3 separate regions of the Mus musculus genome follow, and regions 2 and 3 are each linked to region 1. The links are chromatin loops, found by intact Hi-C in ENCODE. Cell type or tissue: heart. All regions are shown on one strand. Links, peaks and the distances in the headings refer to the core of each region. The heading gives the core; the rest is flanking DNA.

Region 1 (9,742 bases), core at 1-2,500:
GGGGACCTGGCAGTAGGAGGGCAGACAGGAGTGGGCCAGCATGTTAAATACTCCGGGTGGAGCGCTGGGGGGCTGTGATCCCAGTGATGGTCGTGGGCATTAAACTAGGGTAGGTCAGAATCAGTCAGGTCTTGGTTATGGGCAGTGAATGGGTCCTGGTGGTGAGTCTAGCCTTCCTTGCTCCCGGATAGCGGATCAGGATCCCTCCCTGATGGGGACCAGGTCTTGTCCAGGGTCTGACCCTGCTCATGGGTAGCTGACGTGGGTCTTCTGCGTCCTGCCTGATGATGGGCAGTGGGTCTGAGTGCGGGTCCCGCCCCTCCCCGGGGGTGGCTGCTGTGGGTCAGGGTCCCTCCCTGCTCTTGGGTAGCCACCGTGGGTCAGGTCCAGGACACTGCCCCCCTCCCGCCACTCACACGCGCGGCAGCTGCAGCGGCGGCGCCCCCCGCCGCTGGAACACCCCGTCCACGAACACGCCGTTCTTGCCGAGACAGCGCAGGTAGAAGTCGCCGCCCGCGTCCGGCCGGGGCTGCGCGGGTTCCGGGGCGGCCGCGCTATGGCCGCCGCCCGGGGGCGTGAAGATCTCCAGGTGGCGCCGCGAGATGAAGCTCGAGTGGCCCATGCTCACATCTACCGAGCCCTGCGATGAGTTGCGGCCGATGGTCACCGACCGCTTCTTCATGAGGTACTCGAACTCGCGGCCTTCGAGCCGCGCCACGGCCCAGCCGCCCGGCGGGGATCCGCCGCCCCCGGCCCCGCCGCCCGCGGGAGGGGCGCCCGCGCCCGAGAGCGCCGCCGCGGCCGCCATCGCCTGCGAGGCCTGGCCGATCCGCGCGGGCGCCCTAGCGGGCCGAGGCCCGGGCGCGGTCGTGGGCCGCGCGAGCCGAGCACGGTCGCGGAGACCGCCGGCCGGCGAGGAGAGCTGCGAGGGCGGGAGCTCGCACGGCCGCGCGCCGGCCCTACGACGGACGGGCACGCCGACCAATGGGCGCGGCGCACGCAGTGGGGCTACCGAGGCCGGCCAATGGGGAGCCGCGCCGCCGAGCGCCCGCACGTCCGGCGTCGTCGCGCGACGCAGGTTGGCCGCGGCGGCGCGGAAAACCCGGGGCGGAGTGAGGAGTTGGCGTGGGGCCGCGCGCGTTCGCGGACTGAGCGGGGGTCCAAGGTCACGACGGGCGCGAGTGCGCCCCGGGAGCCGCTGGCCCCTCTCACACTCCGCCCTAGGTTGCGTAGAGTCAGGCGCGCTGCTCGGGAACCTGCCGCATCGACCCGTATGTCACAGGGATGTGACAGAAATTACCCCAGTATGCATAGAGTTCTGCACTCAGTAATTCATACCAAGGACTGCAAATCTGAGCTTTATTCCAATCTGTGTATGTGTGATAGAGAGATCCCATCTCTCCCATTAAAAAAGAAACCACAACGCGGGCCCGTGGGAGGAGCAGAGCTATGCAGATCGAGCAGGCTGTGAGGGGCTCCAGAAGCCGGTGCCAACATAGAGGTGAAGCTGAGACCCCTAGTTTCTTCCCCAGGAACGAAGGGCAGTGGATGCACCTGCTTTAGCTCTGGTAAGAGAGGCACGTGGTCATAAAGAACGTCACACCAATATGGTGGCCCCTGGGTGCAGGCGATGGGACGCAGTGTTCTCTCACTGATGCACAAAAGGAGTTCATTCAGGTCAGGGAGAGTGGAAAGGTTGAGAGTCTGGACTTAAGCTGCATAGGATAAAGTGGACATTCTAGCCAAGAGCTTCTAAACAGAGGCCCCAGACTAGAGGCATGGGAACATTTTGCGTTCTAATTCATTCTATGTCTAAACTTGCAATACATTTAATGGGAAACAGTCTTTATAACATTTACATATCTTATTTGACATATGTGTCTGTAATTACGGGATAAATTCCTAAGGGTTCAAAATGCTTTGTACTATAAATATGGCAAAGAGCCATTTCATTAAATATTAATTTGAGGCATTGTAGGTGATGTACAGAAAACTATGGAAATGATAACTAGGTGAGTATCTAGACAAACACAGTTCAAGGACAAAGGGTGTCAAGAACAAGAAATGCCCTCCCATTACTGTTGACACCGTTGTGTTGTCCTGCGCACTGCCTAGGGCAGGTTTGAGGCTCTGCCATGTGACTCTAGCATCTATCTATAACATGGCTAGATCTAACTTTTTACACCTAGCTATCCAGGTATGTAAAGTAAGCATACAAATCCAACACTTATGTTGCTTTGTTTGGCTTTTGTGGCTGGTTTTGGTGTTTTCTGTGGGGAGGGAAAGACGATCAGTCATATATAACCCTGGCTGGCCTGGAGCTTACTATATAGGCCAAGATCACCTCGAACTCATAGAGAGCCACCCACCTCTGCCTCCCAAGGGATGGGAGTAGAGGAATGAGCCACCATATCTGGCCAAACCAAACACTTATAAAGATATTTATTTTAAAGCACTTCTTCAATGTACATGTAAACTTAAGCATTTATTACAGATGAGAACGCCGCTGTATTCTAATAGGATATATGTGCTTATCTGTTCCTGTGTATGTATCCCACTGTGGGCCATGCAGCACCAGGGACTGATGTCAGGATGTCCTCTTCAAGGACAGGGTCTTTCAATGAACCTGGAGTTCTCGGTTTTGGCAAGGCCAGCTGCCTAATGAGCCCTCGGGACCCATTTGCCCATACTCCCACATATGCCCCATTCCCGCCCAGCAGAATATTTGATCCTGCAGGATATAGAGCATCTCTGATGTTTTTCAGAGTTGATCCATATGTTTTATTAGTTGGTTTGTTTGAGATAGGGTCTCACGATGTATTCCTGAATGGCCTGGAACTCACCATGTAGACCACCAGGCTGGCCTGGAACTCAAGAGTTACCTTCCTATGCATCAAGTACTTTGATTTAATGTGTACTCCAGCAATTTTTTTTTTTTTTGAGACAGGGTTTCTCTGTGTAGCCCTGGCTGTCCTGGCACTCACTTTGTAGACCAGGCTGGTCTTGAACTCAGAAATCCGCCTGCCTCTGCCTCCCGAGTTCTGGGATTAAAGGCGTGCTGCCACCACGCCTGGCTTCCAGCAAATTTTGATTTTATGATTATCAATAAGAACACTGATTTATATAAACACACAGCTACAAAATAGCAGAAGGGTGTTTATGATCATTTCAATAGTTGGCAAGCCTTTCTCCAAAATAAATGTAAACAAAAATCATGATACCAATTAGAAGGGCTAAAAGTATTAATATGACTGACATTATAAAGAGCTGGCGATGACATGAAGCAGCTGAGACTAGAAAGTGGTGAGGCACTATGAGAGATGGTTTGTCTCCTTTCCTTGCTTTCAAGGCTCCCCTCAAACCCTGAGAGTTCTGAGGAAGACCTTGAGTGCCAGATCCTAACAGCAGATGGTGGGATACAAGGCACTTACCATGCCTGCTCGTGTGGTGCTCAGGGTAGATCCAGGACTTTGTGCGTGATAGGCAAGGAAAATATATCTGACTTCTTGTGAATTTCACAGACGAATAATGTATGTTCCATCTTGAATTTTTAAGAATACTCTAGGTTTTGCCTTTTGTGAGGGAGGGGGGATAGGTTTCTTTGTATAGCCCTGGCTATCCTAGAACTCCCTCTGTAGAACAAGCTGGTCTTGAACTCAGAGATCTGTCTGCCTCTGCCTGCAGTGCTGATATTAAGATTTAAGATCTTTTTATTTGTGTGCCACATGCATATGGGTACTCCAGAGTCCAGAAGAATGTATCATAGCCCCTAAAGCCGCAGTTAAAGGTGCTTAAGTCACCTGATGTGGGTCCTGAGAACAAAGCTTAGGTCCTCTAGAAGAGCAGCAAGCATACTTAACTGCTGAGCAAGCTCTATATCCACCCCACCCCCAAAGTTACTGTCAGGATTTAAAAGGTAACATCACTAGACATGGTGGCTCATGCCTCTAACCCCAGCACTTGGGAGATGATGGAGGCAGGAGAATCAGTTCAAAGCAAGCTTTGGCTAAATGTGACCATAATCTCAAAACAAAACAGAAAGGGAGTTGAAGGGAAAGGGCGTGAAAGAGGGAGACCTGAGTGTGGCTGGATGTGGTGGTCTACAACTGTCTCAAAACCACCCAAGTTTGAAGAAAGGAAGCAGGAAGGCAGGTGGAGGGAAAAGGATTTCTTGTTTTGTTTTTTGAGATACTTTCTCCATCATTTATTTCTTGCTGGTCTGACACTCACTATGTAGACTAGGCCGGCCTCCAAATAAGAGATCCATCTGTCTCTACCTTATGATGCTGTGATCAAAGTTGTATGCTCCCGTATCTGAAAAAGTAAGATTCTGAGACTTTATTCAATCTTCCCTATCAGTGATATGAGGCGAGAGTCACATCTGCTAGGTTGGCTGAGTCAAGTGGATCCCTTGAGCCAGAGTTCAAGGGACCAGGCTGTTTCTGTAAGGGGTTGGGGGTGGGGAAAGAAAGGGAAAGATGGGAAGGAAGAGAAGAGAGAAATCAGAGGGGAGGGTGGGGAAGGGAGAAGGAAAAACAGACCTGGGGACATAGCTTCTTTATCAGCGTGCCAGCTTAGTATATCCCCAAACTCTGCATGCAATTCACCACTGTAAAAACAGGGAGGGTATGGTGGTGAGTCTGTAATCCTAGCACGTGGGAAGTAGACACAGGAGGATCAAGATGGAGATTTAAAGACCAGCACAGGCTACAAAGTGAGCTCAAAACCTGAGTAACTTAGTGAGACCCTGTCTCAGAATAAATAGTGAGAGAAAGGGTTTGTGTGTGCACTGGAGGTATAGCTCAGTTGTAGTTTTGCCTAGTGTATGACATACCCAGGTTCCAGTCCCAGCAGTAGACAGGCACACACACACTTTAAACTACATTCAGGGTCTGGAGAGCTGGCACAGCAGTTAAGAGTTCTTGCTGCTCTTCCAGAAGACCAGAGTTCAGTTCCCAGCACCCACAATGCAACTCACAGGTCCCTGTAACTCCAGTTCCCGGGCACCCAGTGTCCTCTCAGGCCTCTGTGGATACCCATAAACACCTGACTCTTACTCAAATAGACACACATACACATAAATAAAAATCATAATAAATCTTCCATTTCAACTCAATGTTTACAAGCTGAGCCGTGAATCCACAGAAGAGACGGTGCTTCATGAGTAGTGAGATGCGAGGTGTCTTCTCTGACATAAATGACTGCACTCTCTCAAATGGTAAACCAGAGTAAGTTCTTCAGGCAGTTTCCCATCTCTAGATGCAGGAGGGAGCCCCATATGTAATATGCCAAGTGGAAAAGGAGCCACACTTCCTGATTACCCTTCCGGCCAGCTGTGCCCCTCAGGTGAGTGGTGTACCCAGGGCAGCGCCTGCAGCCTAGCTGCCAGCTGCAACCCCAAACCCTGTGGTTGGCTCACCTGTGATGCACCTGGGAAGCCCACATGTCGACCAGTAATGGGTAAGGCACACACTGAGTCAGATCTTAACAGCAGTCCAAACAACGTACTAAAGAATGCAGCAATCCTCCCTGTCACTTTCTGCTACTGTGGATCTTGAGAACGAATGTGGTGCCCATGGATGCTAGGCACACGCCCTGCTCCTGAACTATGGCACAAGCCCTGACAGAACTATTTCTAAATTACCTGTAACAGAAACCAAATTTAGTCTTTGAGACAGAATCTCATCATGTAGAAGCACGGTTACCCACAGTAGTGCAAACCCATACAGCTCGGGCCAGGTAGGAATCAAACTAAGATTGGGCCTCTGCCCAAGCAGAGCAGAAGCATGGTACAACAGAGCACTGGGCAGATAGGAGCTTGGGTTATGCCCCTCATGCCTGCACCAGCGTACGTTGTCCACTCTGACTGTCGTGATGCTTTGACTGGGTCCTGTCTGTCAAGAACTTGCTCACTTCATACTTCCATTGCTTTGGGCTTTGTTTTTAGGGGGGAGGGAGTTGGGGGATAAGGCAGGGTTGCTCTATGTATTCCTGACTGTCCTGGAACTCACTCTGTAACCTAGACTAGCCTCTAATTCACAGAGATCCACCTGCCTCTGGCTCCAAGTGCTGGGACAGAAAGGCACCTGTAGTCTTGAAAAGCTCACAGGGCCACGGCCTAGCATCAGTGAAACAGAAGGTCATAGATCTCACATCTTAGCCCCTAGCCTATGTTGCTATCATGGGTGGTGCCATGAAGTTTGCAGGAAGTCAGTCCCTTCCCACGCTGACTCCCCGTGTTCTGAACCTTCTCCTGACCTATTAGAGAGGGACTGGGAAAAAGGTATCATCACCCAGGCTGGGGCCTGGTGAGGGAGGCGGACTGCGGGGTGTAGTCCAGGACAGGAGAACAGCTGACTCCTTCAATGCCACACTCAAGACCCCATTGCATTGTTTATTCCATAACCAGTTACTTTGGGGATGGATACCCAAGGCATATAGACTGAAAGCAAAAAAAAAAAAAAAATCATAATTTATAGTAGTGGTTCTCAACCTTCCTATGCTGTGACCCTTTAATAGTTTCTTCTGTTCTGGTGACCCCCCCAACAATTATAAAATTATTCTGTTGCTACTTCATAACTGTAGTATTGCTACTGTTATGAATTATAATGTAAATATCTGATATGTGACCCCTTTGTGGGGACACAGCCCACAAGTTGAGAACCACTGGTTTACAATAACATATCCAGTTACACTCCTAGACAGACTCACAGGAAGACCAAGACATGAGGCATGTGGGACTGTGATAGAGCTGACAGTACTAAGGGTCAAGGCAGTCACACACTGAGCAAAATTCAGGGGCTTCATCAAACCCCTTTATCTCCTGGGTGGACTCTATCTAGTATGTGTCACATGATTTTGTGAATTTCACCATCGGGCAGCTATTTCTGTGTGTGGACATACTGTTTCCCCTAAGGCATGCTCGCATTAGCATAGTGAGGGCTGAAGGGATGCTATCCCAGACCAGTGGGCTTTGTGGAGGAGAGGAGGTGCTCCAGGCCTATTTGTATGAAAAGGCACTGGGGAGGAGTTTAGAGGAGGCTGGACATTACAAAGCTGGTTCACCCATTCCAGGGTCCACGGAGCCTCAGCTCTGTCTTCCGGCCCCACAGCAGTAACTATGAGCTGCACCACCCTTAGAACCCCAAAGCCTAGGTGGGCCACCCTCTTAATTCTCTACTTGTTTATTTTTAAATATACATTGCATCAAATGCAGGGTGTGATGCATGCCATTCTCAGCAGCCTTTCTTCTGAGGTGAGTCCAGCTCAACGCTGATGGCAGGTCAAGTAAAAGAATGACTCAGGCACACCAGTGGCCCAGGGCTGTAATGACTGCCGGCCTTCAAGGACTATAAAAAATATGGCTCACTGTTACTATGACTTAAAACTAGTGTAATTTTCTTTACGGTTATTTTCGGGGTGTGGTCTCGGTGGTACATATGCATGCCATGTGCCTGTGTGAAAGTCAGAGGATAGCTTGTAGGCGTTGGTCTCTCCTTCCACCATGTGGGCTCCATGGATCAAACTAATGGTGGTACCAATAAGCCATCTTGCTGGCCCTAGAATTCAAAATTATTTTTAAAAAAATGTATACAAATGAAAGAGCCAAATTGGGCCAGAAGACTGGGCCTCTCTGAAGGCCATAGTTATCCACTGTACAGCAGCCTGGCCTTCCTGATGCCTCCATTTCTGCAGCAATAATCTTAGGCTCGTGGATCACAACCCCTGGGTCTTGGTTCTCTAAAAACACATCTTGATTTTTTTTTTTAAACCTGCAAATCAGGGATCTGTCCCTGGCCTCTTTGGGATCTTTCTCACAATCTTGGGATGAAAGGCTACGCAGAGAGGGAAAATACCTCTCCCATGTGCAAACATTCCACTCCCTCACACACTACAAAGATAGCACCACATGAAAACTGTGTCCTGAAGCGCTGGCAAAGCTGTAGGGACCTGTTGTTCCTTGAAGCACCCACCACTCTCCACTCAGAGCTGTCCCCTCCTGCCCTTCAGGCTTTGTCACCACTTGATATCCAGGCCGTCTGTGCAGGGCTCCAAGCTCTGGTAGCTGGTGTGCAGCACCTCCTGGACTTTGGGAGATTCAGTACCCTCCAGCCACTCCTGGTACAACTCCTGCACATGTGTACTGCTCTCTGGGGGCCGCACAGGGATGCCGGAGTAGATCCCTTCCATTTGCTGCAGCAGTGCACGATCTGTGTGGCCGTCCTCTGTCTGTGCTTGGCCTCTGCCATTTAAGCAACCTGAAAGATACACACAAGTGGACCTCTTCTTCCCTCTTGGCCTGTCATGGGAGCTTTACCTCAGGGCACATAGCTGGAAGCAGGAAAAGCATGAAGCAGGCAGTACTAAATGGCTTAAGATTGTACTGGGGCTCACAGTATTGTCATGGAGCCTGCCCAGGAGAAGAGCCCTGGGTGTTCTTACCACATACATTACCCGTAAACTGGTCTTACCTAAAAGCCTTAAGAAGTAGACAGCAAAGGCTGCTATCTGGATTCCTGGCTTCTTCTGAAAATTACCCAAACCAGCAGGCTATGAGCACAACTGCTTGCACACTCTGTTGTCTGTGTGCAGGCCCAACAAGGCTGGATTAGGGCTGAGTGGGGTAATATGAGCTCTCCATAAGCCCACACTTCCCAGTCATATGGTCTGAGTATGTGTCACCTTCTGTCAGTACAACCCATTCTTAAACCTGCAGATGACACCTTGATGTGACAAAAATGCCACTAAGCGCATAGGGTGGGAGCAGCTCGGTGGTAGAGTGTGTATCTAGTGTGTTCTAGGTGCTAGTTTCCAATCCTAGCACCAAGACTTTCATTTAAAAGAACAAGGAGATAGGCTGGGAACTTAGAGCTCAGTGGGAGAGCACCTACCTACCACATACTCCAGCACCAGGAAAAAACAAAACAAAACAGACAAAAAACAAAAAGCAGTGGCAGCAGGAACAAATTCCAACCTGGTTCAACTTCACCCTCCACTGGCCCAAGCCACCTGGGAGCTGGGCTTCTGATGTGCACCTTCTCAGTGGGCATGAACCCACTTCCTCGCCTCTCCAGGCCTCTCCAATCTTTCCCAGAAAGCAAGAGGAGCCCTCCAAGAGGCTCTGTCCTGTCTTTGCCTACTGTAGCACAAGCTCCAACACAGCATCTACTACTCAGGAAAAGCAGGCAGCCTCTGCTTTCATCCCCTCTTCTGAATGCTGGCTACTAACCTTGTCCCTCCTCTCAGAGATCCCTGAGGACATGGACTGGAAACCTAGGCTCTCCTCTGAGACTCTTCATGGGTCCGCTCTTCATTTCTGACTACTGTTAGGAACTGCCTGGCTCCCTCTGGGCCTTTCTGAGAATTCTTGTGTCCTACTTGAGAACCGCAAGCCCAGGATGACCTAGACATTCCCGATCTGGAGACAGCTCCTTCATACCCAGGGTCATAGACACACTACTTCAGAAGGCTCCCTCATTCTCCAGTACTGACCCCTAGACATTCCTGATCTGGAGACAGCTCCTTCACACCCAGGGTCATAGACACACTACTTCAGATGGCTCCCTCATTCTCTAGTACTTACCCCTAATGTATGAGCAAGAGATCCAGGCACTCGGTCCTGTCATCGCTCTGGCCTGCTCTCATGTCTCCCCATCCCAGTGGGAACTTTCCTTACCCGCCTGGGACTTTACACCTGCATGGTTCAATTTTCCTCTGCAGCCTGGGGAACTCTTAGACAGCA
Region 2 (9,742 bases), core at 3,560-6,059, 56 kb after region 1:
TACACTCATTATCAAATTCAAGCCAGTTGAAAACTCCTCCCAATTCTGGATGTGGGTAAAATCTATTTGGGAGTATTTTCTACTTCCTTTGGTCACAGCATTGCTACAGTTTCCCTTCTCTTTGCTTTATCACCTTCTGCTAAGGCTGCTCACCCCACACGGGCTTTAGGGTATTGAGATATGACTATACTTATTCCGGTTTTAGAATCTATGGTGATACCTGACACCTAAATCTTACTTTTTTTTCATTAATTAATTAATTGTGTGTATAAATGTGTGTCCTAAACACACGTGGAGGTCAGAGGACAATCTACAGGAGCTGCTTCTTGCCCACCATAAGACAAGTCCCTAGAACTTGAACTCAGGTCATTAGGCCTGGTGGCAAACACTTTTACTACTGAGCTATCTTTCCAGCATCCTACTATCACCTCTCATTTTGAGACAAGGTCTCATGAATTGTAGTTCAGGATGGTTTTGAACTTGCTGTGGGATTGATGCTGGCCTTGATCTTCTGAACGGCCTGCCTCTACATCCCAAGTACTGGGATTACAGATGAGTATACTGTGTTCATGTTGAAGAATGTATTGGGATTCTAGGTCTATTGTTAGAAATGACTACAAATGACATGGCTTCAAATAACGGGATTTCATTCATTGTCCCGGAGGCCAGGAGTTCCAGCTGAGGAGTTGGCAGGGCATGCTTTCTCACAAGGTCTCACAGGAGAGTCCTTCCTGCCTCTTCTAGCTTCTGGTTCATTAATTTGTGATTGTATCGCTCTGCTCCTGTTGTCTCAGGGTGTCCTTGTTTATGTGTTTTCTCAACTTTAGGTCTAAAGTCTCCTCTTTTCCTGGAGTTTGGATCCCTAACAGTCATATAAAAGCCAGGGATGGTGGTGTGTGCCTATAACCCTGGCACTGGCAGGGTCAAGACAGGCAGATTCTTGAAAAAAAAAAAAAAAGAAAGAAAGAAAAGAAAGAAAAGAAAAAAAGACAGGTAGATTCTGAGTTTTACTGGCCATTTACACGGTCCTGTCTGATTCTGAGGGGAACTGGGAGGATGAAAACCCCATGCTCTGTCACCACCAGGACCCAGAAGGCCTCGAGGCTGTCTCTCCAGTGCTCGCTTCCACAGAGTGAAAGCTCATTCGAGGTGAAGGGAGTCCTTACCTCAGAGAGATATGAAACCTTTGGCGGCGCTCCTTTAAGGTCCAAATGAACTAATCTCATCTTAAATGGCGTGGGTGATGACATGTTGGTATTTTTTTGTAAACTCCTATAACAGAGTCTCTGTCTGGGACTTCTTCCTGGTGGAGAGAACTTAAGTTATAAAGAGGAGCAGACACAGCCCTCTCCTTTATTTCCACATTTGAATACAATATTTATAAACTGCCCTGAGATAGGCATTTATTAACCATTTAATGATCTGTATTTCCTTGTGAGATTATGATGATTTATAGCAAGCATGGCAGTGGCATACACCTGTAACACCTTTCCCACCTGTCTTAGTCAGGGTTTCTATTCCTGCACAAACATCATGACCAAGAAGCAAGTTGGGGAGGAAAGGGTTTATTCGGCTTACACTTCCATACTGCTGTTCATCACCAAAGGAAGTCAGGACTGGAACTCAAGCAGGTCAGGAAGCAGGAGCTGATGCAGAGGCCATGGAGGGATGTTCTTCATTGGCTTGCCTCACCTGGCTTGCTCAGCCTGCTCTCTTATAGAACTAAGACTACCAGCCCTGAGATGGTCCCACCCACAAGGGGCCTTTCCCCCTTGATCACTAATTGAGAAAATGCCTTACAGTTGGATCTCATGGAGGCATTTCCTCAACTGAAGCTCCTTTCTCTGTGATAACTCCAGCTGTGTCAAGTTGACACAAAGCTAGCCAGTACAATTGACCCCTTGTCAACTTGACACACAAACACATCACTAGTAAGCCTCAACCCTTACAATCTTATTCATCCCCATTCTAAATAACTTTAAAAGTCCCACAGTCTTTACATATGCTTAAAATTTCAATCTCTTTAAAATATCCATCTCTTTTAAAATCCAAAGTCTTTTTACAATTAAAAGTCTCTTAACTGTGGGCTCCACTAAAACAGTTTCTTCCTTCAAGAGGGAAAATATCAGGGCACAGTCACAATCAAAAGCAAAAGTCAATCTCTAACCGTCCAATGTCTGGGATCCAACTCACGATCTTCTGGGCTCCTCCAAGGGCTTGGGTCACTTCTCCAGCCAGGCCCTTTGTAGCACATGTGTCATCCTCTAGGCTCCAGATGCCTGTACTCCACTGCTGCTGCTGCTCTTGGTGGTCATCTCATGGTACTGGCATCTCCAAAACACTGCATGACCCCTTCAGTCCTGGGCCATCAATTGCAACTGAGGCTGCACTTTCACCAATGGCCTTCCATGGCCTCTCACAGTGCCAATCCTCAGCTGTTCTGCTCAACTCCTTCATGCCTTCAAAACCAGTACCACCTGGGTGACTCTTACACATTACCAAGTCCAGCCACAGCACAAGGTACAACTTTGGCTATATCTGGAACACAGCCACTGTGCTCTCAGAAAACACCTCCCAGAAGATGTCACCTCAATGATGCTGGTCTCTTCTTAATCACCGCTAATTTCTTAGCTCCAGCTAACCAGCATCAATAGTCCCAGTAATGCAAAGTTTTTGCTTTAGTAGTTCTGGTATCTTGTTAATCACAGCTGATTCTTCAGCCCCAGCTAACCAGAACTACAGAATCTTCACAATCAAAACAGCAATGGCCCTGAAAAGAGTCTTTAATTTTCCCTCTGAAATTTCACAAACCAAACCTCCATCTTCTGCACTGTTCTCAACATTATCTTCCAAGCTCCTACACAACATCTGACAGAGCTCTTAACAACGAATGGATCTTCAAGCCCAAAGTTCCAAAGTCCTTCCACAGTCCTCCCCAGAACATGGTCAGGTTGTCACAGGAATACCCCACTCCTGGTACCAATTTGTCTTAGTCAGGGTTTCTATTCCTGCACAAACATCATGACCAAGAAGCAAGTTGGGGAGGAAAGGGTTTATTCGGCTTACACTTCCATACTGCTGTTCATCACCAAAGGAAGTCAGGACTGGAACTCAAGCAGGTCAGGAAGCAGGAGCTGATGCAGAGGCCATGGAGGGATGTTCTTCATTGGCTTGCCTCACCTGGCTTGCTCAGCCTGCTCTCTTATAGAACTAAGACTACCAGCCCTGAGATGGTCCCACCCACAAGGGGCCTTTCCCCCTTGATCACTAATTGAGAAAATGCCTTACAGTTGGATCTCATGGAGGCATTTCCTCAACTGAAGCTCCTTTCTCTGTGATAACTCCAGCTGTGTCAAGTTGACACAAAGCTAGCCAGTACACCACCCCACCCCCTCCTGAGGAAGGAGGATTAAAGTTTAAGACTTGCCTGGGCTATAAAGGAAGGTCAAGGCTAGACTTTGCAACTTAATAAGACCCTGTCTCCAGACTAATAAGTAAAATAAGGACTGGATTGCTTAGTGGTACAACACTTGTCTAGCATGCAGAAGGCCTTAGGTTCAATTCCTCGTACTGAAAAACAATTAAGGCAGTGGTAATTTGGAGAGATGGTGACTAGCTCCGTGATACAGCACCGGCTGCTCATTATGCCAGGAACCCTGCGATCCACCCTGGCTACTGCAAATAACAACAACAATAACCTGAAAAGGGAATAAACTCTACATATATCAGAACTGACTATAGTTTCCATTACAGTTCATTTCTGGAGGACACTGAAGCAGTCAAGATATTAGAAACAGTTTTCCTACCTTCTGTAAAATCACAAGCGATTATTAAAAAGAATTACAGAGTTGTGCATCCAGTTGCATGATTTCACCTGCTCGTCCTGTGCAAGGACTCAAAAGTCCTAGCCTTAGGAACCACACCCCCCCTACGCTCGCCCTCAATCCCCAACCCTGCCCGACCTGCCACTCTCAGGCAGTTCAAAGTCCCTGACAGGCTTCTCAATGCAGCTCTCGGGGCCGGGGAAAGGAGAGGGCGGCGGCCGTAGGAGACAGGTCATCCGGGCCCAGCACAATCGGTGGCTGTGGGCTTGACTCACCCGCGTCGCCGCCGCAGCCCAGCTACAGGAGAAGACAGAATTCCGCAGGTGCCTCAGGGTTGCAGTGCCAAGGGCCGAGAAGGCTCCGCCTCCCCCCACCCCACCCCACCCCCGCCACCGCTCGGCCTCCGATTGCTCTCGTCTGGCCGTGAGCCGGACGAAGACCGAGCGCGTCGCTCCCGCGTCCCGACCCCGTTCCCGCCTCGCTTTCGCTGTCGCAGCTATTGCCCCGAGTTTGGTGGCTCTCGTGTCGTAGCTGGCTCTGCGACGGCTGGGCCCGATGGCGCCTCAGCGGAGGGGACCACCCAGAATTCCCGAGGGAAGTAGTGCTGCAGAGCGCCGGCGCGCGACCAGGTAGCGGGATCCTTAGGGACCGGGAGGCCGCGCGCCACAGCGGGCGGAGCCTGACTGGTGTGTGTGGGCGTGGCCACTCCGAGGGCGGGGTCGGAGGGAGGCAGAGCGTGGTCTTGATTGCTGTGTCCTTGGCAGAGTGAGGCGTGGCCATCCCAGGGGTGGGACCTAACAGGGGTGGGACGTGCTCATGACAAGGCGGGGTCTGACTCGTGTCTGGGTTGGTCCCTGGCTAGAGGTGACAGGTGGGACCAGCCCTACTGAGACTTGAGCAGGCTTAATTTAGAGAGAGGGCGTGGTAGTGTGGGCGTGATTGATGTGTTGGGGCGTGACTTGGTTAGTGTATCCTGCGGCATCCTTTCTATAGTGAAAATGTCCACGTGGCTGCCCACCTCCAAGCTCTGCACAGAGGCCCTGCCCACAGGAAACCTCTTCTTGGAGTCGAGCTGCATTCAGTCACGTGAACAGGTTTCTCTCGCTAGGGACCCTTTTTGAGCCTTTAGGACTCCCCACCCACTACATGGTCTGTCTCCTCACATCTCTGCTGGTTACCTCATCCCAGCCTTTCACACCTCACCTATCCAAAACTGGCCTTGTGAGCCTCTGTCAAACCCACACCTGAAATGGTAACTAAGAAACGGAGTCCTTAGGGACAGGGACCTAACTCTGACAATTCTGCATGTATTTTGAGACCTTTCCTGGACAGCAGAGCTCAGCCACTCTAGTTATACACACAGAAGTGTAGAGACACAGACACAGCTTCATCAGGGACCGGACCACACAGACCTGGGTCGTAGAGGAAACTTACACATATCATTTCTGACATTCTTCTGTGCTCTTTCTGGCTCCAGGTTTATGATTTGAGTTAAGTAGATATGCTTCATGTACGCTGGTTTACGTACACATGTGTTCGTGTAGAAACACAGGCTTGGGATGGGGCAGTCATATATGGATGCATGAGTGATCAGAGACTCACATGCCCTGACAATCCTCCAAATAGGTGCTCTGTGGGCTGGACAGAAATTACCTATGGTCAGCCCACAATTTTTTTGCCCATTGAAGCACATATTCAGCCCTGTCTGGTCAGAGAAGACAGGTCCATATACTGCCTGGGAAGCTCTTCTGAGGGGTGGTGATGGTGGGCATCCTGATAAGCTTGAGTTGTGGATGGAAGTAGATGCCCTACTTCCCACCAGCTGCCTCATAATTAGCTTACAAGTACTTCCCATATCTCAGGATTGATGGGATGCATCCATCTTGATCAGAGATCAGTGTAGACACAGCCCAAGCCTGGTGGCATCCAGTGTGAACATCTTGTGAGTTTGATTGGCATGCTTAGTATGATGGCTGCATCCAGTGGCTGGTTATCGTCTCTTTCTTTAGTACCAAGAAGGACCGGCTGCCTCGGGAGGCACAGAGGACATGGCTAAGGATTGTGGCCTTTGGGGTCGGCCTTGCTCTGGTCACATGTCTGCTCTGGAGTAGTGTGGGGATCGATGATGATGTTGCTGAGGTTGTGGCCCGTCGTGGTGAGGTCCTAGAAGGCAGGTTCATTGAGGTTCCCTGCTCTGAGGACTACGATGGTCACCGAAGGTTTGAAGGTATGTGCCACCGGCTTCTCAGTAAATTAGAGTGGCTGGTAGGGGCTGGAGACATGGCTCAGCATTCAAGAACATTTGTTGAATTTCCAGAAGACCAGATATCAGTTCCTAACACCCTTGACTGGCAGCTCACAGCTGCCTGTAACTTCACCTTCAGGAGATCCAACTTCTCCTGCAGGCACCTGCGGTTATGTGCATATAGTTATACCCAGACACACAGGACGTGACAGAAATGAAACTCAGCATTGACTTTTGCTACAGTTAAAACAATATATGTGGGCAGAGACAAGCCTTCCCTTCCCAGATAGGCAAGCTCACGCTTGGTTGGAAAATAAAGATGTTTCAGAGTTGGCTTCCAGTGCCACTCAGATGCAGGCAGCACCTTATCAGGCTTCTGTGCCCAGAGGCTGCCTGCAGAGAGGTAACAGAATTAGGGAGCCAAGAAAGGGTCAGCCAGATGGCTTAGCTGTTAAAACACGTAACACAAACTGGATGACCTGAGTTCAGTATCCTGAACCTACACAGTAGGAGAGAACCAACTGCTGTCTGTAGTTCTCCGACCTCTACACGCTAGTTATAAGCCAGAGTTCTGAGGTTGGGCCCAGGGGAATAGAGGGAAGCTGCAATGTCAGGGTCTCAGGGCCAGGTGAGGACAGCCTAGAGAGCACACACCTTTGGACTGGATTGGTGGGGTGGGGTGTTGGCCTCCTTGGGCTGCTGTTTTCCTGAACATTCGATATCACACAGATGCATTCTGTTCCTCAAATGTAGAATCTGGGCCTAGCTCTATAAGGGTGGTTTATTTTTTTACATTCAAAGTAATGTTTTGGATGTGAATGGAGAAAAGGTTCCATGTTCTTCCACAAAGGGGCGCTGTTGTGATGCACAAGAAGTCAGCCCTTCAGCCACATGTGAACCTGCAGAGGAAGAACTTTGTGGACCAGGTGGCCAAGGACAAAGGGCACATCCTCTTCTCCTTCTGCAGTCGATAAAATAAACATGTTTCTGTTGTGTTGGATGCTCTGTCCTGGGAGTCTACTTGGAATATTCTAATTTACAACACACACACACACACACACACACACACACACACAAATTGTAAATGGCAGTTTACCAGCCAGCATATCTTGTAGTAAGGTCCCCAGAGTTTACAGTCCCGTCTCATGTAAGAGCACACAGCTCACTCAGGGCAAGGGGAGCTGCCAGAATACAGGGACCGGTTGTTTGCCGAGCTTGCTGCAGATGCTCGACTCCAACCTGGCATCTCTCCAACAACCCTAAACATCATCACACTCAACTCTCCCGTCAGAGCTGCTTCCAACTTCTGCCCTCTGGGTGTCTGTCTGCATGACTCCACGGTGAAGGAGATGCAGAAATGAGTATGGCAGGCAGGTACTACGGTCCTGGAGACGGATGGTGACCAGAATGACAGGCTCAGCTTGGGCTGTGTCAGAACTTTCTAAAGGGACTCTAGCAAGCAAGCAGGCTAAGGACATTGCCAGTTAGTATGTTAGCCCAGGCCTATAACTCAGGAGGCTAAGGCAGGAAGTTCCTAAATTTGAGGCAGCCTGAACTACGTAGAGAAACCATGTTTCTAACGAACAAGTCAGAGCAAGACCAAAATGTCAATGTAAGGTCTGGGGACTTCCTTGTTTCCCCGGGCCTTGGGGGCAGTGACAGGATCAGCCTATGTGGGAAGCCCAGGACACCTGGCAGGAAGGAGATGTGAGCTGAGGTTCTGCATAGGGCGAAATCGCAGTGAAAAGTTACTTTTTATCTGAAGTTGGCTTTTAACTAGGTGTTTTAACCAAACTGGCCCTCCCTGGTCATGGTAGAAGACTTTGTCAGCTTGGCCATGATCCTCGGGCAGAAGTCAGCATTTCTCCTTGGCTGTCACCCTCCAGGCTGTACCCCCAGGAAGTGTGGCAGAGGTGTCACTGACATCGTCATCACCAGGGAGGAGGCGGAGCAGATTCGCAGGTACCCATGCACCTCTGCACTTTGTCTAGGGCATCCAGGAGTTGGGTTGAGCAGTGAATGGGGGGGTGAGCCAGGGCAACAACAGAGTCTAGAGAACCCCCACAGTTCTGTGAACCATCCTCAGGGGTTTGGGGGGTCAGAGGGCAGGCGTCCTCCTTCCTGCTTCCTCTGAGGAAATGCTGTGGCCTTAGCAATGTTTCTGATGATGGAGCAGTCTAGAGGCCCAGCCTCCTCCAGGAAGCTTCCCCTGCTGTGGAGACAAGGGCTCCTCCGGCCCTACCTGACAATCAGTATCTCTGTGGCTCATAAATACCAGCTCAGAAGCAGCTGATACTGAAGTTTTCTGTGTGTGGATTTAAAAAAACAAGATCTTAAAAAGGAAAGATTTCTCAGGGTGTGGTGGTGCACGCCTTTAATCCCAGTACTCGTGAGGCAGAGGCAGGCGGATTTCTGAAGCCAGCCTGATCTACAAAGTGATTTCCAGGACAGCCAGGACTATACAGAGAAACCCTGTCTTCAAACAAACAAATAAAAAGGAAAGATTTCATTTTCTGACCAGCCAGCCATTCAGACTCAGTATGTGGCTCCTCATTTGGCCCATGAGCCCCATTCTTCTCTCTCCTCATGCTATTCCTGCTAAAGTGCCCAGCAGGAAGCCTGTCCTCTGCATCCTACCCCCCACCCTGATCCTATACATCTACGATACCTGAGGATTATTAATGCTTTCCTGAGGGGTTAGTGTTCCTTGGTGGTCCTCTCTGGGATGGGATGGCTCTTTGACAGTCTGAACTGTAATTACCAACATCCCCATCGATTGGGGAGCCGCCAGACCACAGACAAACTAAGAGGTTCCTTTGCTATAGTTTGGGATCAGGCCAGTGGTTTCCAAGTAGGCCATGTGTTAGGAGTGAGAGGAGGCTGACGTGTCCTCAGCTTTGAGGGTTTCAGTTTCAAGTTTCCCTGTTTGTTTACTTCATAAATGTTGAACAAGCAGGGCCTATAGATAAGGTACTATTATACTGGTGGGTGATTTGCCTAGATGCTTTATGGAGAATGCTGTTAACTAAAACTTGATTTAAAGTTGTTTTTTTACCCCCCACAGAATAGCAGAGAAAGGGCTCTCCCTAGGTGGATCGGATGGAGGGGTGAGTTGGCGTGGTTCCATTTTCTTTATACATTTGAAGTTTGCTCTCTTTGGAAGGGAAGGATGCACAGGGTCCCCTCTACTACCCACCAGAGGCAAGGGCTGGTATGTCCATGGTGTTTCTCAGAGAGTGGCTGATATTCCTTCTGTCTAGTAGGCACAAAATAGATCCCTCTTTGGGAAGAGAATGTATAAAGTCACACATGGCCATCTCTTCAGGCTGCCGAGCTTCAGGTTTCACTGGCACCTCAGACAATACTGGCTATAGATAGGAAGGATGGGGAAGGAGTGAAAAGAGGAGAGAGGGAGGGAGCTGACAAAGGACTCAGGAGCCTGGTGGCCAGGTGACTTCTGGAAGAGGCAAAGCCCCTTAAGATGTTTAAGTGGATCCCACTGCAGCAGCCAGCAGGGGTCTGTCATCCTTCGCACAAGGGTAGATCATCCAAGGCGTAGGATGGTGGGTCCACCTGGAACTTGTGATATAATTTGGAAGTGGGATCTTTGTAGTTGTAATTGAGGGAGAGTCCTTATCAGGGACTTCAAATCCAAGGACAGGTGTCTATGTAA
Region 3 (9,742 bases), core at 4,762-7,261, 420 kb before region 1:
AACAAGGCTTGATGCTATAGCTTTAACTGTCCACAGCAAGGAGACAGCCCTGGTGGGAGGGGAATGGGTCCCAGGAGATTCCTTGCCTGGGGTTTGACCTGGGACGTTGTCTTCACCATTTATCATGAAGATTCATTGCTGAAGGGCTCAGCTCATAATCCAGAAAAGGAAGAGACAGGGTTCTCAGCTTCAACATTGCAAACTTCATAGGCCAGCACACAAAACATGACCTCTGCCTCAAGCCCAGGGTTTCATGCTCACCATGACTCATACCCCACTGGAGAAGCAGCAGCAGCGACCTGAGGCTCAGTGCTCCCGGGAGGCACACACTGGTTGTGGGACCAGACCCACTCCAGGGTTTTGCTGGGTCTCCAGGTGAGAAGTCTTTTAGTAGCATGTCTTTCCTAACGTATTCCCTGCTATGGTTACTCATGGTCTGGATAAGGACACATGTGTATTGTTGTGGGGACAGGATCCAAAAGATATGTTGTCTAAAACAGGAAGGGTGGCTAGGAGTCAAGGCCTGAGACTGAAGCATGGCTTCCCTTGCAGAAGTAATGCACCTCTATTATACAAAATACGGCTGGGACGAAACAACAACAAATAAATACTGATTAGCACAGGGGTGGCTGTGAGGATGTCCTGAAGTTCCACATACAGGAAGTAGCAGCGGGATGGCGGGATGTGTAGTGACTAAACTTGGTGTTCCTGGTACTGATGGCCCTGGGTCACAGGCTGCTGAGGTAAAATCTCTTAAGGGTGGGTCTAATAAAGTGAGTCATCCACAACTCGAATACCCTCAGGGATGGATGGCCCTACAGAGATGATGTCTTTGACAAATGGCCTACAGTTCACATTTCACTGCCTGCTCAGAGTCGTCCTGAGATGTGCTGAGTAGGAGTCTCCTTGGGTGTCCTGAACTTCTGGACACCAGTATGACATAATAAGAAATATGTATTTGGTCTCTGTCCCAGTTCCTGATTCAGCTCTGAAATCTTTTGGAATTTCCTGGACAACAGAAGCAACTTTGCTTTTTGAGAAGATTCCCCTACCCCCGTCATCAGCCCACCCCACCCCAGCCAACCAAACAATGAGGCTGGGTTGGTATGTAATGTGGTGCAGCCTAATTCTGTGGGGTCATAGGTCATGTTCTTAGGGTTCTTGGTACTCAATATGTGTACGCATCTGGCTGCTTGTCTATATACTTTTCTGTGTCCCTTAAAATAAGCTGGAAAAGCACTTCGTGTTTCCCTAAGTTTATATGAGCCCAAAAGCAGATCATATGGGAAGCTAAGTTAGACAGAAACATGGGGAAACTAAGGACCCAGTACCTGTAACAATGACTGAAGCAGAGTTTATGATATCAACCTAGGGTGAGTGCCAGAACCTATTTTCTCAGATGCCTACAACACCTTGTGAATTTTGAAGCCTCTGACACTCCCTCTGATATTTGCACTATTTAGGAGAGCAGACATTAAGCGAAAGAGGGTGTTAAGTCACCCAAAACTACAGGCTACTGAGCAGGATATGGTCTTTCCAGCCAGCATTAACTTTGGGGCCCCTCACCACAGGCCTCTTTTTGATGACTTCCTACAGTCAGGGAGTCTAAACCCTCCATAGGACCCCAGGAAAACCAGGAAGGCTCTGGGAAGACAAAGTTAACCTGTAGCAGGGCCAACCCCTCTCAGTTCTAGGGGAGGAATAAGCTGCTGAGAAACCCTTCAGTTGTCAATGGGTTGTTCTATGGACCTTATACCCAGCTCTGCAAAGATCCCACCCAGCCTCCCCCAAGGCCCTTTGTAAATGTCTCGGGCACAGTACAAAGCCAAAGACCTGTTCTTGAACCAGGAAACCTTAAGTCTTAGGTGCCAGCCTAGAATTTATAGCCATGCCTCTGATTTGTTAATACATTCATGATTTATAGACCTCTTCACATTTACAAACCTCAGGAGAAAGTGCAAATTTGTACCCCAAGCAAACTGCTGTGGTTAGTATCACCCAAAATTCATGTGACAGAAACTTTGCTCCCCAAATCACACATGTGTTAATGGTATTTAAAGGCTGGAATGAGGCAAGATTAGAAAGACAGGGAAAATGAAGAGATATGGGGAGAGAGAAAGAGTCCCTCACCCTTGGTGGCTGAGAAGTGTGTGTGTGTGTGTGTGTGTGTGTGTGTGTGTGTGTGTGTGTGTGTGTGTGTGTGTGTGTGACCTATATATAAAAAGGATTCCCTTGGCTTTTTCTTGACCCATTTCCATTTTATTCATCTGTATACTTGTCTAGTTCATCAGAAACCATCTACAATCTCATTTCAGAAGTAACATTTCCTTAGAATATTTGGTATAATAAGTATGCCAAAACATTTTAAACCTCTTGAACAATAAAATTTCAAGGGCCATAAAATCATGTATGTATGTATGTATGTATGTATGTATGTATGTATGTATGTAATATATGTAAATATAAATCATTGTTAAAATACTTAAGTTTCACTCTGAAGATATTCTCAAACATTCTAAGCCACTTACACTCTCTTAACAACTATTTCTCCCTCTTAATTCTAGTACTTAAAACTGCAATAAAACCATTTGTTTGTTTGTTTTATTGAGACAGGATCTCCCTATTTGTCCCAGGCTGGCCTGAAACTCACTATGTAGCCCAAGCTGACTTTAAACTTGACAATCCCCCTACCTTACCTTCTCAACAATTATCTTTTCCTTAATAAATTTTGAGTTTGCTTGATAGTGTCTTGTTTTGTAATTCTCTTCTGTGTTCAAGTCCAGATCTCAGGTTCACTTAAGTACTGGTCTCTGAAAATGACTCCTCGAGCTGCCAGCACTGAGCCACAGTTCCTATTGCTACTGACAGGGCCTCTGGGAGACAATTGGGACTAGAACGGTTGGTATGGAGCCACCTTCAGTAAGCACCACAAACGACCTCTTGAGCATGAGGAGCATGCCGAGCCCTCTTCTTGAGGAGTCAGTCCCCAAATACTCCAGGGGTTGTCTTAGGAGCCAGCCCCTCTCCTCCCTGCTGCCTGTGATACTTCCTGGCCCCAGAATTCTGGACCTGAATCAGCAACCAGCTCACGTGATTGTTGGTCTCCGCCAGCAAAAGGGGACTTGGCAGTACACAAAAAAGACCCTGTCCCTGCCCCCACAGAGCCAGCAGTGTAGAGACAGTGCTGGAAGCCCTTAATAGAAAGACTTCCTGTGGAAGGGATAAGCAGACAGTGTGGGTGGGAGATGGGGGGATGGCAGAGGTGGGGTGGCCTAAAGCAGCCCTCAAATGGAGTAGTAGTAGGGAGTCACAGACTACTATCATCTGAGCAGGACTGAATTTGATATTGCCTTCGGGTTTCTATTGCTGTGATAAAAAAACCTTGACCAAAGGCAACTTGGAGGGGAGGTTATTTTAGCTTATAGTTCCACAGCACAGTCCATCACTGAGAGAAGACAGGGCAGGAACTCAAACATGGCAGGAATATGATGGCAGGCACTGATGAATGGCCATAGGTATGCTGGTTACTGGCTTGTCCCTGTGGCTTGCTCATCCTGCTTTTTTTTATAGCACCTAGAACTATTTGCTCAGGGGTGGCCCCACCCATAATAGGCTAGGCTCACCAATCACAATCACCAGTCAAGAAAAGAACCCACTGTAGTTGAATAAGCTGAGTTTAGTTTTTGAAGCCTAGGCTACTACTGACCCTATATCTATCCATTGGTGTAGCTCCTTTGTGCTTACACAACTCCCTTCAGTCTAGTACCTTCTAATCAGTGTCCTCATTGCAACCCAATCTTTCCTTTCTGTGGCAGTGACCATAAGGATAAATTTCCTTTATATCATACAACAGCCACAGATAGACTCGGATTTTAAGTCTAGGCATTACCAGTTGCAGCCTACATCATCAACTCTGTGACCCCAGTGTGTTGGAAAGCTCTCTAGGGCAACTTATCCAGCATCCCAGGTACTTGGCTGGATCTTGCTCTAGAGCAAATGTCCAGGAATGTTTGAGGAATCAGGGTGACCATGGTGACATCTGCCTCCACCTCCTTAGTGATTTGACCATTGAGAACAACCTGAAATTATGTAACCTACCATAGACCATGGGAAAGCAAAGGGCTAGAATTGCTCACAGCTAACCTAAAGAAGATTAGGGGCAGTGGTAGCTACACAGGCTAACAACCCACAGTTTGCCTCCTAGTAGTAAGGCTGTTACCATGGGCTATGGTAACCAGGTATGCCACCTGTCACCTTCCTTGGGTGATTTGGTTTTTATTAAGGGGTGGGCTCTAGTTTGCAATAAGGTATACAAGTTTATGTGGCACAATGGCATGACCAGGCTAGGGTCACTTGGCTAGGACAAGCCAGAGCTGAGAAGGAGGTCCCACGTGGCCCCGAGCCATTGGCTTCAGTCTCTACCTCAGGCTTCTGTCCAGTCACAGCCTTTCCCACTAGCTGGTGCAGCTATGGATCAAAAGAGGTTTCCATAGACATACTTTGGCATTGTACTGGCTGCAATGGAGCTACAAGTTGTTGGGAGCTGAAGCCTGTGCTTCTCAGCAAATCCCTTCTGTGAGGTCAGGGACTGCTAAGGAGGACCCTGAAGCTGGTTCCCCCGGAGGTCTCATCAGAAGTGGAGGCTGTCAACTTCTTAAGCCAACTAGCTTTGACAGCCACATTAGCAACACTGCTTTCCTTCCTTGTGTTTCCTCAGGTATACAAGTTTATGTGGCACAATGGCATGACCATAAGGTTGCTCCCAGAGTCTCTGGCCTGCCACCTCTCCTCTATGTTCTCTGATCCATCCCAGCACTCCCTCTTACATGCAAACTTTTATGGACATGCCATTTCATATTTCTGAGTTCCATAGATTATTGTAGCTCATGTGAGACATTTTCCTGCCCACAATTTAAAGAACAATGTCTCACTGAATATAATAGGATGTTAATCCTAGGACATTCCTGTCCCCTCTATCAAACAGACAGCTCAAGTTAGGTGGATAATATAGCTTGCTATACCCTAATACAACCTAAAGGGACCCGCTATCTACCCTTGAATTATCCTAGACCTAGAGGGGCCTCTGGCTTGAACACCTCCAAACTATCCTCAAGTTCTGTGGGCACAACAGGGTAGTTCCTTTTGCAAGTCAAGATACTTCTATCTTCTTCCCAATCTGGGTCATGCTCCTTCAGCAATCAGGGCCTACCTACCATGTGTCTGTTCTTCCTTGAGTCCAGAAGTGGTGCTGACTGGTTTTTATAAACTTGACACTAATACACATATACACTATACATTTCTGGGAAGAGGGAATATTAACTAAGAAAATACATCCATAAGACTTACCTATTGGCAAGTCTACAGAACATTTCCTGATTGATGGTTGATGTGGAAGAACCCCACTCACTGTGGGCAGTGCCATGGCTGGGTAGATGGCTCTGGATGGTCTAAGAGAGCAGGTTGAGAGAGCCAGTAGGCAGTACTCTTCCATAACTTCTGCTTCGGTACCCGTCTCCAGGTTCCTCTCTTGAGTTCCTGCTTTGACTTCCTATAATGGTGAACCGTGATGTGGAAATGTAAGTGAAATAACCCTTTGCTCACTGCCCTGCCCCAAGTTCCTTTTGGGCATGATGTTTTATCACTGCAATAAAAAGTTAAGACAGTGGCTAGTTGGGCCCCGGGGATCAGGACATCTGTAGTTCCTTCAGTAGCCACAAGAGGGGCTTAGATTAGATCCAGCCATTCCAGCCTCTGCTGAGGTGGACAATTCTCTAGGCATTGCACAAGGCCTGGAGTTCAACTCTGCGGTAGACTTTATTCTGGACTCCACATGTTCTGACCTCCTCTCCTGCATCACTATAGCCTGTATGGTACCCGAGAACAAAAACACTCCATATGGAAACCACTGACTCCGGCTGTTTTCTCGGCTATGTGTGGGGGATTGGGATCCAGGTCGAGACAAGCGCAGGCTCGCTATACACATGGTTTCTACAGAGAATGCCTTATTGCTTGCTACCTGTTTTCTGCCAAAGCAGACTTATCCTTTCCTGCAGTGGGGCTCTGTGTAGAGAGCCTCATCATTATGGAGGCCACAGGCATACCCCCATAGCTTTGACACAGACGTGTTCTGAGTGCTGCAGAGATCATGACTTGGATCCGTGTTCTGCATCTCAGGCTCTCCTTTCCTTTCTCAGGATCTGCCTGTGGTCCCAAAAGCTCTAGCCACATCCTCAAACCATTTCCCATGGATTCCAGGATCTCCATGTGAGAAGAAGGTCACCTCTTCAGAGGTCATGACCCAAAAGGATCAGTACTGTCTAGTCCAGATGTCTACTCATCTCAGATAAAAAGCTGACCATAGACCAAAGCACAAATACCAAGTCCAACTCAGTGAACTAGTGAGTGTTATTAGTGTTACTTATGGAAGAATGGGTGAGGGGTACTTATAGGAGTGAAAATGACTCAAAGACAGCTATATCACTGAAGCCTACCCCACGACTGACAACTCAGAAAAACCTGGAAACCTGTGACACACAGTATAGCCTGGAGACAGTTCCACATGTTAGAGAGTGTCCTTTCCATGTAGTTGCTCTGAGCCTCTGCCAGGAAGCTCAGCAGGTTTCTGGTTCTTCCAGGCTGTTTGGCTGGTCTCTGTTTCTTCCAGACTGCTGAGCTAGTGTGCTGGCTAGTTTTATGACAACTTGACGCAAGCTTGAGTCATTCAGGAAGAGGGAATCTCACTGAGAAAATGGCCTCACCAGATTGGCCTGAAGACAGTCTGCAGTGCTTTTCCTTAATTAGTGATTGATGTGGGAGGGTTCAGCACTCTGTGGGAGGTGCCACCCATGGGCAGGTGTTCCTTGGGTGTATAATAGAAGCAGGCTAAGCAAGCCTAGGTGAACAAGTAATTAGCACTTCTCTATGGCCACTGTATCAGTTCCTGCCGACTTCCTTCAGTGATGTAAGAATCATAAGCTAAAAACCCCTTTCTCCTCAGATTACTTTTGGTTATGGTGTTTTATCACAGCAATAAAAACCCTAACTAAGACAGCTGGTTTCTGCTCTTTCCAGGGGACTGAGTTTGTCTGAAGGTGACTCTCAACGTTTTTACTATTTATATAGTCTTGGGGAAAGAGGATCCTAATGAATCCGGTCAATTTTGAAACACCATGAAGCACCATGACCAAAAAGCAAGTTTGAGAAGAAAGGGTTTATTTGGTTTATCCTCTCATATTGCTGTTCATCACTGAAAGGAGTTAGGACAGGAACTCAAACAGGGCAGGATCCTAGAGACAGGAACTGATGCAGAGGCCATGCAGAGGTGCTGCTTACTGCATTGCCTCATATGGCTTGCTCAGCCTGCTTTCTTATAAAACCCAAGACTACCTGCCCAGGGATAGCACCACCTACCATGGGCTGGGCTCTCCCCCATTGATTACTGGTTGAGGAAACGCCTAACAGCTGGGTCCTCAGCTGAGGCTCCTTCCTCTCTGATGACTCTAGCTTGTGTCAAGTTGATACACAAAACTAGCCGGTACACCTTAGAACACCCTGTCATAAAATATGTGGTTGTTTCAACCTCCTCTCATATAGTCTATGTCTTAAGAGGTTTCCTCCTTCAAGATGGAAGGCTTTAATCTAGGAAGAAACTGCTACACAACAAGGGTTTACCCTCATTCAGGAACACATCACACAGGATTTACTCCTACTGACTGCATCACAGGGTTGCCTTATAGAAACTCTAATCCCCAGATTTGGATTCTAGAAGCATGTGCTGCTGAAAGACAGAATTCTTGGGATCTTGTCCACAGCAAGTCTATGGCCTGTACATTATATTTCTAAAAAGCATAAGCTATAGGTCTTGAATGAGACTGAGATAAAACTAGCCTATAAAATAGTGAGGTAACCTAGAAGTGGGAGCTTTGTATAATCATAGCCTGTTTTCTTCTTGAGGATTGGGGTTTTTTTATTATTATTATTTTTTGAGATGTGCTGGTCACCATGTACTGTTATCTATCATCCAAGTATCCTGACCTTCAGTGGGGAGAGGTTCAGTTGAGGTAAATTGAGGTCTGTTTCATTTGTAAACTTGGAAAGAACGCTGGAGGTCTTGAGCCTTCGGCTGTCCTGAGCGCTCATCTGGCTATTGCTTTAAAGCTTTCACCTTGATCTCCGCTGGTGGTATACCTGGAAGACCATCATGAGGGCCCAGCAACACCCACATCTTGTCATACCCATGTAGATCTTCCGGTACCAGCATCATGCAATTTGATTCCAGTACCAGTATCATGTAATTGCACATTTTATAAACAAGCATCTAGAGTGTTTGGCTGCTATAACAAAATAGAGTCTGGGTAAGTTAATTTTTATGTATTAGTTTTTATTTTCAAGACAGGATTTCTCTGTGTAACCCTGGCTGTACTGGAATCCACTCTATAGATCAGCCTGGTCTCTTAGTCAGAGATCTGCTGCCTCTGCTGCTTGAGTGCTGGGATTAAAGGTATGCACCACCACCACCAAACACAGTCTGGGTGAGTTATAAACAGTAGGATTTTATTTCTCATAGTTCTAGAGTTCATCATCACCAGGAGACTCGGTGTCTGGTGAGGGCAACTTCCTCACAGATGGTACCTCTTGTGTTCACTCGCATGGCATAGGATGTAGCGCTCCCTCAAGTGTCTTGTGTAAGGCAACTAATGTAACAAACTAAGGATCTCCTAAAAAGCCCCATCTAACATCATCCTCTGGGGGCCAGGTTCTCATACAGGAGCCTGGGAGACATGACATTTCAGACCACAATAGTTTGCCCTCTCTTTAAGTCCTGGGCAGTTAGCACTGGGGCCTCTAAAGACATAGGTAGCTTTCCTGAGCATTTTGTATAAGCAGCATCAAGCCACAGCTTCAGGAGTTTTGTATCACGCTCCTTCAGATGCCCATAATTACTCACCAGCATCTCTCATCCCTGTTCCTCTTTCCTGATTTGAGAACAAATGTTTTCAATACAGTAAACACAATGCCCTGCCCACTTCCCACAGTCTGCCTGTGTTGGTGCCAGTCCCCATAGCCTGGGCCTTTGATGGTATCTTGGTGAGACTCCCTACTGTTGGGGAATAGTTTGTGTGCTGTGTATTTCAGATGCTGGTTTCTATGCCCAGAGATGTTCTTGCAGTCCAGACATTGGCGCTGTGATTATTAGAGCATCTCATGTCTCAGTGATGTGTAAAAATTATTTTCCTGGGCCCCTAATGAAGAAGCTAGAGAAACTACCCAAGGAACTAAACGTTGGGTCTGCAACCCTATAGGAAGATCAACAATATGAACTAATCAGTACTCCCCAGAACTATGTATCTAGTTGCATACGTAGCAGAGGATGGCCTAGTCAGCCATCAGTGGGAGGAGAGGCCCTTGGTCCTGCGAAGATTATATGCCCCAGTACAGGGGAATGCCAGGGCCAGGAAGCTGGAGTGGATGGGTTGGGGAGTAGGGACAGGGGGTCCCAAGGAGAGACAGAAGGGTCAGGGAAGGACCAGGAGGATTCTTCATGAGCAGGTCACCAAGGGAGCAGCCATGAGGACACACAAGGAGCAGAGTGAGCCAGGGCAGGATTCAGATGGCAAGTAATGGGGTGCATGACTGGAAATTAGTCCAGACCAGCATGATCAGGTGAGAATAGATGAGTTATCTGTCCAGCTATAGTGCTTGAAGCCTTTTAATAAACATTAGGTTGCTGTGTCATTTATTT

The links. Hi-C counts contacts between places; a loop is a spot of excess contacts. Peaks named below come from ENCODE experiments on the same cell type or tissue, not always from the same donor. Only the 100,000 strongest peaks of a DNase experiment are listed, where the experiment ranks them.
Region 2: a loop joins it to region 1, with 5 times the contacts of the local background. A loop is called at or near these places in 1 of 42 quality-filtered maps.
Region 3: a loop joins it to region 1, with 2.8 times the contacts of the local background. A loop is called at or near these places in 1 of 42 quality-filtered maps.

Annotation. Positions count from the first base shown.
Region 1 is chr11:121,251,197-121,260,938 of GRCm38, reverse strand. It overlaps Foxk2 (forkhead box K2), which reads right to left and starts at 952. Exons shown (of 9, transcript NM_001080932.3): 1 at 417-952. The coding sequence starts at 808. Narf (nuclear prelamin A recognition factor) reads right to left here. Exons shown (of 11, transcript NM_026272.3): 11 at 5,083-8,258. The coding sequence ends at 8,017. In heart, for the core only: no CTCF peak of the experiment used is centred there; DNase peaks (open chromatin) are centred at 268, 998 and 1,518; H3K4me3 peaks cover 1,912 bases; H3K27ac peaks cover 1,916 bases.
Region 2 is chr11:121,199,200-121,208,941 of GRCm38, reverse strand. It overlaps Ogfod3 (2-oxoglutarate and iron-dependent oxygenase domain containing 3), which reads left to right and starts at 4,294. Exons shown (of 9, transcript NM_025402.2): 1 at 4,294-4,453; 2 at 5,834-6,051; 3 at 7,956-8,031; 4 at 9,134-9,176. The coding sequence starts at 4,380. Hexdc (hexosaminidase (glycosyl hydrolase family 20, catalytic domain) containing) reads right to left here and starts at 1,299. Exons shown (of 12, transcript NM_001146073.1): 1 at 1,167-1,299. The coding sequence starts at 1,250. In heart, for the core only: no CTCF peak of the experiment used is centred there; a DNase peak (open chromatin) is centred at 4,551; H3K4me3 peaks cover 1,654 bases; H3K27ac peaks cover 1,649 bases.
Region 3 is chr11:121,676,841-121,686,582 of GRCm38, reverse strand. No RefSeq gene overlaps it. Among named protein-coding and RNA genes, the nearest start is that of B3gntl1, 8.6 kb to the right of the region's middle. In heart, for the core only: a CTCF peak has its summit at 5,712; no DNase peak of the experiment used is centred there.